2 separate regions of the Homo sapiens genome follow, and region 2 is linked to region 1. Evidence: read pairs that join two places in POLR2A ChIA-PET (ENCODE). Cell type or tissue: OCI-LY7. All regions are shown on one strand. Each heading gives the region's core, and the rest is flanking DNA. Links, peaks and the distances in the headings are about the cores only.

Region 1 (6,050 bases), core at 494-5,493:
CGTCCTAATACCATCACATTGGGAGTTAGGTTTCAGCATAGGAGTTTTTAGGGCATGGAGAGGCACAAACATCCAGACAAGCATTTACCTTCTGCTGAAATTGTCTCAGTGTTTGCCTCTCCTAATGGAATATGGGCCACATGTACAGCAAGGGCTCAGCAAATGCTTGCTGAACAAACAAGTTTGAGGCAGGTTTCTAACTCAGGTAGATCGTTTCATCCTCTTCATCTCCCAGCAACCAAGAAAACCAGCCTATTGCCATGGGGGGGTCCTCCAACCCTGGCTATTCTCCAATGCTAAAGACTGACAGATAATCTCAATTAGCAAATTGACCCTTGTGGATTTTCTGCACTCATAGCAAATGTCTTCAGGAAAACTGAATTTCTCTCCATACCTGGTAATCACAACTTCATTCTCTCCTCTATTTGGAATAACTTCTTGTATGATTTATACAGTAGCCAAATTCCACGTAGCTTTTAGAACTCTGGGGGTCACTGAGGCTGATAGGAAGTCAGTCTTCCAAGCTTTTTTTACAGCAAGCCAAAGCTCCTGGAAGGTCAAACACCAAGTGCTGGTAAAACCCCTTTGGTCAGAGGCCACGCTTGGCTCTTAACTTACCACCTGCAGCCAATTTTCTCTTGAACTAATTGGTTGGCCAATGCATATGGCTGTTTTTCACTGACCAGCTGTTTAACTCAGTGGTCTATCACTCCCTTCCCTCCTTGAGATATACTAAATCTTCCACACATGCTTGCTACAGTGTGCTCCGATTCTACCCTTCATTCTCTTTCCTTTCTCCTACTCCTGGAGCAAGACCACCTTCAGGATTGATCTGATGGGAGAAAGAACCTACAGTGTAACCTCAAAATTATTCTGCTTATTATGGAAGAGAGGGATTGCAATCTGTAACAAAACTATCTTTCCTTTAGTGAAACACACGCACGTTCCCAAAGATTATGAAAATTATTCTTCATTTAAGACCAGAAGGTCTAGTCCACCCTATACCACAGGTGGCGAAGGTTTATGAATGGCTTCTGTATTCTGCCCAGCTTGCCCAGCCGCCTTTTGTTGGCATGGTGCCTTGGAACAAGACCCTCAGAGTGTTCCTTATGCTCATCCCTGTGGTAACAGAGAGCAACATTACTGAACCTTTGTTCTTGTATCCTTTCTTTTTGTCTCCTCTATATTTGATTCCCTGATTTCTTCTACTGAATATCACACCACAAAAATCCTCCACGTTTTTTACATAATCTTCATCAAGTGAATGACATTTTGGTTATTCTCCTTTTATTTACTAATTGCATGATCTTATTTTTCATTCTTGTATATAACACTTCAATGAATATATTCACAAATGTAGGTTTTTAAAAATTCTTTTCACTTCTCTAGGATTAATTTTCAGTAATGGAATGACTGGGTCAAAGGAGATCAACATTGCTGTGGCTCTTTCAGGTGATTATCATTTTGCTCTGTGTACACTGCCACCAGCTTTGTGCAAGGTACCAGTTGTAGAGCAAGATCACTGACATACACTTTCCATTTATCTTTACTAATTAAATAAATATAAAACAGGCCAGGTATGGTGGCTCACACCTGTAATCCCAGCATTTTGGGAGGCCGAGGTGGGAGGATGGCTTGAGCTCAGGAGTTTGAGACTATCATGGGCAACATAGTGGGACCCTGTCTCTACAAAAAGTAAAAAAATTAGCTGGGTATGGTGGCAAATGCCTGTGGTCTCAGCTACACAGGGGACTGAGGCGGGAGGGTCGGTTGAGCCCCAGGGTTTGAGGCTGCAGTGGGCTGTGATTGTGCCACTGCACTCCAGCCTGGGTGACAGAGTACATCTGTCTCAAAAACTAAAATTTACAAATACATATAAAACATTATTTTCAGTTCCATTTTGATTTCTGTTTAAGTCATGGCCAGCAGTTATTAAAGTATGGTCAACTTAGACTTTTTGGCATCACTCACCAAACTGCTATTTCCAGGTTCTCTTAAATTCCATGGATTTTAACTTTGGCCCATGACCTCCTTGACCTCTGGAAATGTGACATCCTGCACCTGCTGCATCAGGGCTCTTCCCTGGTCTTGCCTACACTTGTGTCTACACAGGTAACATCTCTCTAGATCATGTATCAGCTCTGCCATGAGAGATAAGCCTAAGTCTGCATTTTTTTTCCCTAGAAACGTGTTTCAACTCTTTTTTCCCAAATGTTTGGGATTATGGTTCTATACCAACGATGCCGTCAGAACCCAAAATAGTTTAAAATTTTTCCTTTGGAAATTGCTTTCAAAGCCATTGGCATGTTCTTGTGAATATCCTTATTGGTGGCAAAACTTGATATTTAAAAGGTAGATTTTATTTTCTGGAAGGAAACTAATTTTTTTTTTACATATGGTCTATATCAGAAAGTATCCTGTTAGAAACCTGGTTATTGTTTTAGCTATTTGCCAGGTGGAGGAGAACTGAAAAGCCAAAAGGGGGATACTGAGGTATCACAAAGGCAGTAGCTGCCAGAAGCTACCCTAGGGATGGGGGAACAAACGAAAGATGTAGGGATTACTAAAATGTAAACGCTTATAGGAGGGGTCTGCAGAGTTGGGGCTTAGCCCTCTAAGGATTAGGCACTTCTCAAATAGACCAAGGGCTCTGAGCTTGGAGCCTGCAGAAGAGGCTCCACGGAGCTGAAATTCTGACTTCAGAGGAGCAGGTGTGGTGGCTGCTGCTGTATTTCTGAGAGGCACCAGGAAGCTGGTTCTAAAAGTGTGGAATGATTGCAAACTAGAACGGCCTGTGCTCCTGGAATCCATTGCTGTGCTGCCAGGGCGAAGCAATGTTGCTGGTGGCAATGCTGATAGGATCAGGTAGCAATTGGCAAGGAGGAAGTGTCCTTCACTCCTCCAACGTTCAAACTGCTGTGGCATACCTGACAGGAAGAGCCTGACAGGAGCCAGCAAAGGGAATTGCAGAGGCTAGTCCCAGCATCAGAAAGCAGAGTGAAGAAGAGAGGATTGGAGTCAGGATGCAATCACTTAATAACCAGCAACCCACTGTGTACCAGGCACTCCAGAAGCATTTTAACAGCTCCTTTAGTTCTCATGCCATCCCTGTGATTGAGAAACTCTTGACTATTTTAGGGATGAGAAAATGGAGGCCCAGAGAGAGTAAACAGTAGTAGTGGCACTAGAATGAGAACAAACAGCTTGTCCCACTACATCTTCTAAAGCTGAGCTTCCTTCTGGATGATGAAGAGAGAAATTTTTTCTTTCCTGAGGGGAGCTGTAACGAGGGTAGATGAGGGGGAGAAGGGTGATATGGTTTGACTGTGTCCCCACCCAAAATCTCATCTTGAATTATAATCCCCATAATCTCTATGTATCTAGACAGAAACCAGGTGGAGCTAATTGAATCATGGGGTTGGTTTCCCCCCATGCTGTTCTCGTGGTAGTGAGTGAGTTCTCACGAGATCTGATGGTTTTACAAGGGGCTCTTCCCTGTTCACTCATCACTCTTCTCCCTGCTGCTGCCACGTGAAGATCCTTGCTTCCCCTTTGCCTTCCGCCGTAATTGTAAGTGTTCTGAGGCCTCCCTAGCCATACGGAACTGTGAGTCAATTAAACCTGGTTCCTTTATAAATTACCTAGTTTGGGCAGTTCTTTATAGCACAGTGAGAATGAACTAATATAAAGGGAAAGGGCCAGATGATGGCATAAGACTATGTTGTGTGCAATATGATCTTTCCTTGTGACCCACTGCCCAAATCCTTAGGAAATTCTACCCAACTCACAGAACATTTGGAGTAAGTGGATTTCTTGTGAAAACTGGTAACAGACCCAAACTTTGCACCAGGGAAGACATGAGGAGGAACAGAGACGGCATCTGTAGACTCCGCACAAGAGTGAGTGAGGGCAAGCCCTGTAGTTGCAGAGATCTCTGGAAGTTTTATGACTTCACTTATGTAATTGGTCTGTAGCTTAAGGCTTGAGATGCCCTGACATTTAAATTATGCCCATTTTGCAGATGGAGAGATCGAAGCCTAGAAAAGTTAGATAACATAACTAAGATCATATAGCTCTTAAGTTGTAAAACTTGGATTTGAAGACAGTTCTGCCCGATTTCAAAAATGAATGGATGAGAGAAGCCCCAATAGTACTGTTACTTACCGTTTATACAAAATGTATTACATACCTGGAATTATGCTAAGTGCTTATTTTGTTTAATCTCACAGTTCAGTGAGGTAGATATTACGCCTGTTTTACAGATTAAAAACTGTGGCTGAGACAGGCTCAATTGTGCCTTATTCACAGCTAGCAGTAAGTGAAGTTGGAATCCTCACCTAAGTTCACTGGAAATCTCATGCTCTTAACCAGTGCTTCTCAAAATGAGCCTGAGAATCACTGAAGGATCTTGTTCAATGCAGATTTCTATTCGGTAGATGTGGGGTAGGGCCTAAGATGGTGCATTTATAATCAGCTTCCAGTAAGCCAATGCCACTGGTCCATGAACCTTACTGAGTAGCAAGGCTCCTAGCAAGAATATCACACTGCTTCCTTAATCTGCCCAGCCCACCTCATCATTTTCAGATTGACTCACCATTGAGACTCCAAGAAGCCTCTTGGTCAAGCTCAGTTATGATGTGACACCCAGAGCTTGTCCTTCTTTCTCTTTCCTTCCTTTGAAATTTTTCAGAGTAAAGTAAATAACCAAACAAATCCATCATCTGGCAGGTCATTAAGAAAAACATGATTTTTCCCCCCTGTGACTACACTCAATTAATGAAGCTGTCATTAAAGCCCATGAACATGTCAAAAAATTAGTTTCAGGTGTTGGATTGTTTGGTTCTAGGATACTTTCTATATTTTTAATGAGGAGTATTTGAAATATCACCCTTCTCCTCCATCAGGGGCTTCCGGCTCAGGATACCTAAGAAGCCTGACATATTGGGGGTCAGTGGGGGTATTTATGGGAAGCATCAAACATCAACTCATTGTTGTCTCTTTCCATTACCAAAGGCTGCTCATTGAGAATGTTTTCAGAGCCATGGTATTTCTTTGGGGAAAAAAAGGGAAATGTAGCTTGTGAAAAGGGTTGACAACTTCAACAAAGGAACCAAAGAGTGCTAACCAGGGATCTCCCACTGATGGTGATGTTTCCATAAAATGGAAAGCCTTAAGGAAGATTCATTTTTTTTCTCCCTAAGAAAGAACATATGTTTTTAAACTTCTTGTTAAAGGAAATATTTTATTCCAAGAAGTAAATGAGGTGGGTTAATACTTTAAAATAATAACTGACATGTTTTACCTCTACAATTTCTCTTCCCTTCCTTTCTCCCCGCCACCAAGCCTCTCTTAAACTAGACTTCAGCATTCTCATCCCTCAAGTTGGATTGTTATGGTAGAAATGCAAAGAAAATAAAATATGTAATTTTGTTTTGTTTTGGAACTTTAAAGCTGGGCCTGAGCTTCAACAATAACTTTGGAAAAACACGTATAGAGTAATTGCTTCCCTTCCACACAGGGGAGCTACAAGTGTCTGGGCTGGAGCATTGAGGAAGTGAGTCAGGAAAGAAAAGTTAATTGCTGGTAGGGATGTCTGAGAAGGTACCTTGTTTTGTACTCCACTCCATGGGGTATGGGGGAGGGGGAAACAACAAACTGAGATAATGGTCCTGCTTGGCATTCATTATGTTCTGCTCTGTAAGAAGGCTTTGGGGACTTCTTATGTATCTTTTCAAATATCCCTTTCTATTCTCCATGTTGTGCATGTCAGCAATTTGGTAGTTTTTATTGTTGAATAACATACCATTGTACAAATATGTTATAGTTTGTTATCCATTCAGCTTCTCATGGACATTTGGGTTGTTTCCATTCTCATCACTTGCTTTGGCTAATGGAATGAGGTGGAAGTGAGGATGTGCTAGTTTCAAGCCTAGGCACAAGAGGCCATACATACTTCTAATTGCTTCCCAGAGATTTTGCCATCCCCATGAAAAGAACATGCGGGCTGGCCTGTTGGCTTAGACAGTGAGAGACACAGGAGTAGAGCTTAG
Region 2 (6,050 bases), core at 473-5,472, 700 kb after region 1:
TATCAGAGAATTTAACACTGATCAATACTATTAACTAATATACACACCATATTCATATTTCTCAATCTGTCCCAATAATGTCCTTCATAGAAATTTGTTGTTGCTGTTGTTCTGATCCAAGATCAGCACTGCATTTACCTGCCATGGGGTTTTATTTTTATAACCATTATTATTCTCATGGATTAAACAAATATGGTGATAATTTTCTAGAATCAGATCACCTTTTATTCTCAATTGGTATAATAATTTTCCACGAAATGTAAATTATATTCAAATTAAAATGAGTATGTCACTGTCGCTAAGAATAGTCAATACAGTACAAACCGAAAAGATAAAAAAATATAATACTGATTCACTTTAGAAAAACATTTTTTTTTTTTGAGACAGAGTCTCACTCTGTTGCCCAGGCTGGAGTGCAGTGGCACGATCTCAGCTCACTGCAACCTCTGCCTCCTGGGTTCAAGTGATTCTCCTGCCTCAGCCTCCCAAGTAGTTGGGATTACAGGCGCACTTCACCACACCCAGCTAATTTTTGTTATTTTTAGTATAGACAGGGTTTTACCATGTTGGCCAGGCTGGTCTCAAACTCCTGACCTCAGATGATGTGCCCGCCTCTGCCTCCCAAAGTGCTGGGATTACAGGCGTGAGCCACCGCGTCCAGCCATTTTAGAAATATTTTTTGTGGTAAAGATAATACCCCAAAAGGCTATGATGACTCAATAGTTAACACTTTAGCTGATCAAAATATAAACTGCTCAGTTTCCAAGCATTTAGGTTAACCAAGATGGGCAAAGCTTGAGAATGACCTAAATTTGAAAAACATTTTATTTAGGATCTCTCTTTTTCAGATAACACTTACCTGTAGTACTCGTTCATGAGCAGGATGCTCTTTTAATTCTATCAAGCGATCCAAAACTATGAGTTTTACATTGTTGTCGCTCTCCTTAATAATTAAATCAATGTAACACTGAGCAGCAGCCTATATAAAAAAAGAAATACATTTTAAGAAGTTATTCATCTATCATAAAATTTGAAAATAAGCATGCGCGCGCACACCACACACACACACACACACACACACACACACTCCCATGAAGCCAAAATACACTCATTAATTAATCCCTGTACTAGAGTTTATATATTATACATTTTGTTCTGAGGAATGGGTTCCTCTAGTCCCTTGTTATTTTTCAAACTTACAGAAGATTAGAGGCATTACAAATTAAAAGGATGAAAAAAAGCTGCTATAGGTAGACATACTTACTAACAGCCAAAATTTAAGGGTTAAAACTAAGGAACAAGCCAGAAAAATGCAGGAAAAGAATCCCAAGAAGTACATCGATTAAGCATATTTCAGTTTAGAGGCAAAGTCTAACTCATCTGCATTGCAGTACACAAACAACAAGAATATAAAGATCACCCAGAGTTGTTAAAATATTTTAGTATTTATAATAACTATTAATAAGACAAAAAATGTGTAAAGTATTTTAGAATGATAGAATAAAATGTCCATACTGATACAAAGAAAGAAGGAAGGAAAAGAAGGGAGGGAGGGAAGAGAAAGAACAGCCCTTCCTTGCATAAGAATTCCAATAAATAAATACTGAATGAGAGAAATAGAAAACCACCATTAGAATACCAAAGCAATAATTGTAAGAAAATCCACTGATGGATGCTAAAATAAGTAGGTGTGAATTTGAGGAACAACATATTTGCATAGTTTCAAAGTATCTCCCCCTACAACATGTACTGATTACACTAGAAGAAATCATAAAACTGGAAGATCTGGCAGACAGCACCTTCACTGATCAAGGTTAACATCATCAGTAATAAGACATACAGACATCATGTACTCCTTGGTAAGATACACTAAGAAGGACACATCACTTCTGTGGTATTCTTTCCAAAAATGTACAACCTCAATCTGAGAAAACATCAGACAAACCCAAGTTACGGGATATTTTACAAACAAACCAGCCAGTATTCTTCAAATGCGTCAAGGTCATGAAAAATAATAAGTGACTAAGAACTAGCACAGATTGGAGGAGACTACGATATGACCACTGCATACAATATGGGATCCTAGGTTAGATCCTGAACAAAAAAAGGACGTCAGTGGGAAAACTGATGAAATATGAATAAAGCCTGTAGTTTGGTTAATAATATTGTTCTGATGTTAATTTTGTAGTTTTGACAATTATATGATTATAGAAAATGTGAACATATGAGAAAGGCTGGGTGAAGAATATATAAGAATGTTGTCCTCATCGGGCATGGTGGCTCATGCCTATAATCCCAGCACTTTGGGAGGTCGAGGCGGGTGGATCACAAGGTCAGGAGATCGAGACCATTCTGGCCAACATGGTGAAACCCTGTCTCTACCGAAAATACAAAAATTAGCTGGGTGTGGTGGCATGCGCCTGTAGTCCCAGCTACTCAGGAGGCTGAGGCAGGAGAATCACTTGAATCTGGGAGGCGGAGGTTGCAGTGAGCCAAGATCCCACCAGTATCTTCCAACCTGAGCGACGGAGTGAGACTCCGTCTCAAAAAACAAAAACAAAACAAAAAAACAACAACAGAAAAGAACTTTGTACTATGCAATTTTTCTGTAAGTTTAAAATTATTTCAAAATCAAAAATTAAAAAAAGTTCAAGTTTTGGGTAAAGCAGTAAATTCTCCAATTTAAACAATTTGGCTTTTAGAACAGCTCATTCTCTGAATAGATTAGGGGCTGATGATATAGTCTTGATAGAATAAATTAGAGAAAGGGAGAAAGGTAAATACTCTATTATTGAAAACACTCACTAAAACTTAAAATCTACATGTAACATTTTTCTTTTAATTTTTATTTTCTTAGAGACAGGGTCTCACTGTTTCACCTAGGCTGGAGTAATGATAGCTAACTGCAGTCTTGAACTCCTGGGCTCAAGCTATCCTCATGCCTCAGCCTTCAGAATAGCTGGGACTATAAGCACACACCACCATGCCCAGCTAATTCATATTATTTTTTGTCTTTCTCTGTTGCCTTGGCTGGAGTACAGTGGCACCACGATAGCTCACTGCAACCTCGAACTCCTGGCCTCAAACGATCATCCCACCTTGGCCTCCCAAAGTACTGGGACTCCAGGCATGCACCACCACACCTAGCACCAGCTAATTAAAAAAAAAAGGTTCTGTACAGATAGAGTCTCTCTTTGTTGCCCAGGCTGGTCTCAAACTCCTGGTTTTAAGCAATCCTCCCAGCTTGGCCTCCCAAAATGCTGGGATTTTAGGTGTTAGCCTCTGTGCCCAGCCACGCACGTAACTTTTGACTCCCCAAAAACTTAACTACTAATAACCTACTGTTGGCCAGAAGCCTTACCAATGACACAGTTGATTAAAACATGTTTTGTGGCCAGGCGCGGTGGCTTACGCCTGTAATCCCAGCATTTTGGGAAGCCGAGGTTAGCGGATCACTTGAGGTCAGGAGTTCAAGACCAGCCTGGCCAACATGGTGAAACTCCATCTCTACTAAAAACACAAAAAATTAGCTGGGCATAGCGGTGGGCACCTGTAATCCCAGCTACTCGGGAAGCTGAGGCAGGAGAATTGCTTAAACCCAGGAGGTGGAGGATGCAGTGAGCCAAGATTGCCTCACTCCAGCCTGGGTGACAAAGCAATACCTTGTCTCAAAACAAAACAAAACAACCCATATTTTGTATGTTAAATGTATTATATAATGTATTCTTATCAAGTAAGCTAGAAAAAAGAAAATGTTAAGAAAAGCATAAGGAAAATATTTACTACTCATTAAGAGGAAGTAGATCATCATAAAGGTCTTCATCCCCAACCTCTTTACACTGAGTAGGCTGAGGAGGAGGAGGAGGAAGAGGAAGAGGGATTAGTCTTGCTGTCTCAGGAGTAGCAGAGGTAGAAAAAAAGTCCATGTATAAGTGGACCTGCGCAGTTCGAACCTGTGTTGTCAGAGGTTAACTGTACTGTCATTCTCTGTCTGTATCTATATATGTGTGTATGAAAGCAGGAAGGAAGAAAAGAAGGAAGGCTGAACAATGTAAGGCATCAAATAATTTTATAAGTTTGTAGTTATTCTCTCTGTGCCATGTAACCACATAGTGAATTGAAATGTCACTAAATCATGAGTGCTAAGACAGAAAATCTATCATCTAATCTGGCCCCAAAAGAAATACACAGTACCTTGATTGCAGTTGGTGCACTAGAGAGTGTCACTAATGTCCCAGCAGCTTCATATTTTACAGCAGGGCTGGATGACTGTAATAAGTTATAGATGCAGCGAATAAAACGAGCTCTTTCTGATGGATTAGCATGACAGACCTGGAGAAGAAAACATTAACATTTCAACCGATTTCAGGAACGCTTGTTTTCAAATGGAGTTTTTTCATGAATGTCAGCTTATGGGATGCTAGTTTTCTCAATATGAAAGCTAAGAACAGTCTTATGAGGACATGAAAATATCAGACAAAATGGGATGAGACACTATGACACAACATCAGTAATTTCAGAAAGAAGCAAGTTAGAGGCCAACAAAAACATAGATAAGAAATGGCTTTACTAGATAGGATGGTGTGAACAAAATAATTTTTACAGCTGTGCACTTATTTATTCATCCCATCATAATTTATATTTTTACTGTTTCGTAAAAGGTTTTCTGATGACTTAAAATGTGTATGCTATACACAAGTGAAAGAGAAAAAGAAAATGTAAAGTAACAAAAGTAAGGACACATTAACCCAGTACACTAATATGGGTACTGTCACAGGATATTAAATTTGGTCCTAAATGTTTATTCTGGATGCCAAAGGGAAACATGACGGATGATATAAATCTCAATAGCTAATAAAAGGAAAATACCAGTTTTTCAAGCAAGAAAGATAACACATTTTTCCCAAGTACTACTACTTATTATTTGAGACTATATTCAACATTGGAGAGAAAACTAAAAATTTCTATCCCATTCTAAATGTATCCTGATACCTTTACTTGTATAGTAAATATCCCTTATTTTTTCTCTTTTGAAGTCAGTATTTGTAGTAGATTTTCCTAAAATATATATAGTCAAAACTCTATTACATGGACATGACTTAAAAGTTATTTCCTTTTACTATAACATGGACCCTACTTAAGTCATTAGATAGCAGGGAACCGCTAATTTTGAGAACCTCAGTGGTATCCTAAACTATACACATGAATTAAAAAGAACTATAGGCTGGACATGGTGGCTCACGCCTGTAATCTCAGCGCTTTGGGAGGCCAAGGTGGGCAGATCACGAGGTCAGGAGTTTGGGACCAGCCTGGCCAACATGGTGAAACCCCGTCTCTACTAAAAATACAAAAATTAGCTGGATACGGTGGCGTGCACCTGTAATCCCAGCTACTCAGGAGGCTGAGGCAGGAGAATCGCTTGAGCCCAGGAGGTAGAGGCAGCAGTGAGCCGCGATCGCACCACTGCACTCCAGCCTGGGCAATAGAGTGAGACTCTGCCCAAAAAAAACAAAAAACAACAAAAAAAAAACAAAAAAAAACTGTACAGTAAGTCTTGGTTTCATCTTAAATTCCCATTCCAAACTACTGGTACCTTGTGTTAAGAGGAGCCCCTTTCTTACAGAAGCAAGACAGCTATAATCAGTTAGTAATGTCTACCGGTGTTTTGACCATACTATCATATTTAATAAAGCCATCTGGACCTATGTTTTGTTGGCCTCTAATGGTATCAATAGCAAAGTTGGATCTTCTTGTACCTTTTATCAGAACATTAAGATGTAACCAACTCTTTCAAAGGATATATCATAGTAAAGTGTTGCCAATATAGTATTTGATTTAAAAATCCAAAATTCTTAGCTGGTTTTAGATTTCCTGTCAATGGCCTACAATGTCATATTAATGCATTTAAAGTTTTTCTATTCTCTTTTACAAACAGGGAACATAAAAAGTATTTAAGGCTTTTTTGTTTGATTTTAGTCTGATGTATGCTCAAGAAAATCTTGAATTTTATTTTAAAGCCTAATTATAATCTATTCAGTGACTGGGAAGTT

What was found. Peaks named below come from ENCODE experiments on the same cell type or tissue, not always from the same donor. Only the 100,000 strongest peaks of a DNase experiment are listed, where the experiment ranks them.
Region 2: POLR2A ChIA-PET joins it to region 1 with 5 read pairs; 2 of 35 experiments call an interaction of 5 or more read pairs at or near these places.

Annotation. Positions count from the first base shown.
Region 1 is chr11:13,784,002-13,790,051 of GRCh38, forward strand. LINC02548 (long intergenic non-protein coding RNA 2548) reads left to right here and starts at 385. Exons shown (of 4, transcript NR_149108.1): 1 at 385-397; 2 at 1,390-1,452; 3 at 1,989-2,112. In OCI-LY7, for the core only: no CTCF peak of the experiment used is centred there; a DNase peak (open chromatin) is centred at 2,940.
Region 2 is chr11:14,482,173-14,488,222 of GRCh38, forward strand. It overlaps COPB1 (coat protein complex I subunit beta 1), which reads right to left. Exons shown (of 22, transcript NM_001144061.2): 7 at 4,195-4,332; 8 at 860-979. Among named protein-coding and RNA genes, the nearest start is that of COPB1, 15 kb to the right of the region's middle. In OCI-LY7, for the core only: no CTCF peak of the experiment used is centred there; no DNase peak of the experiment used is centred there.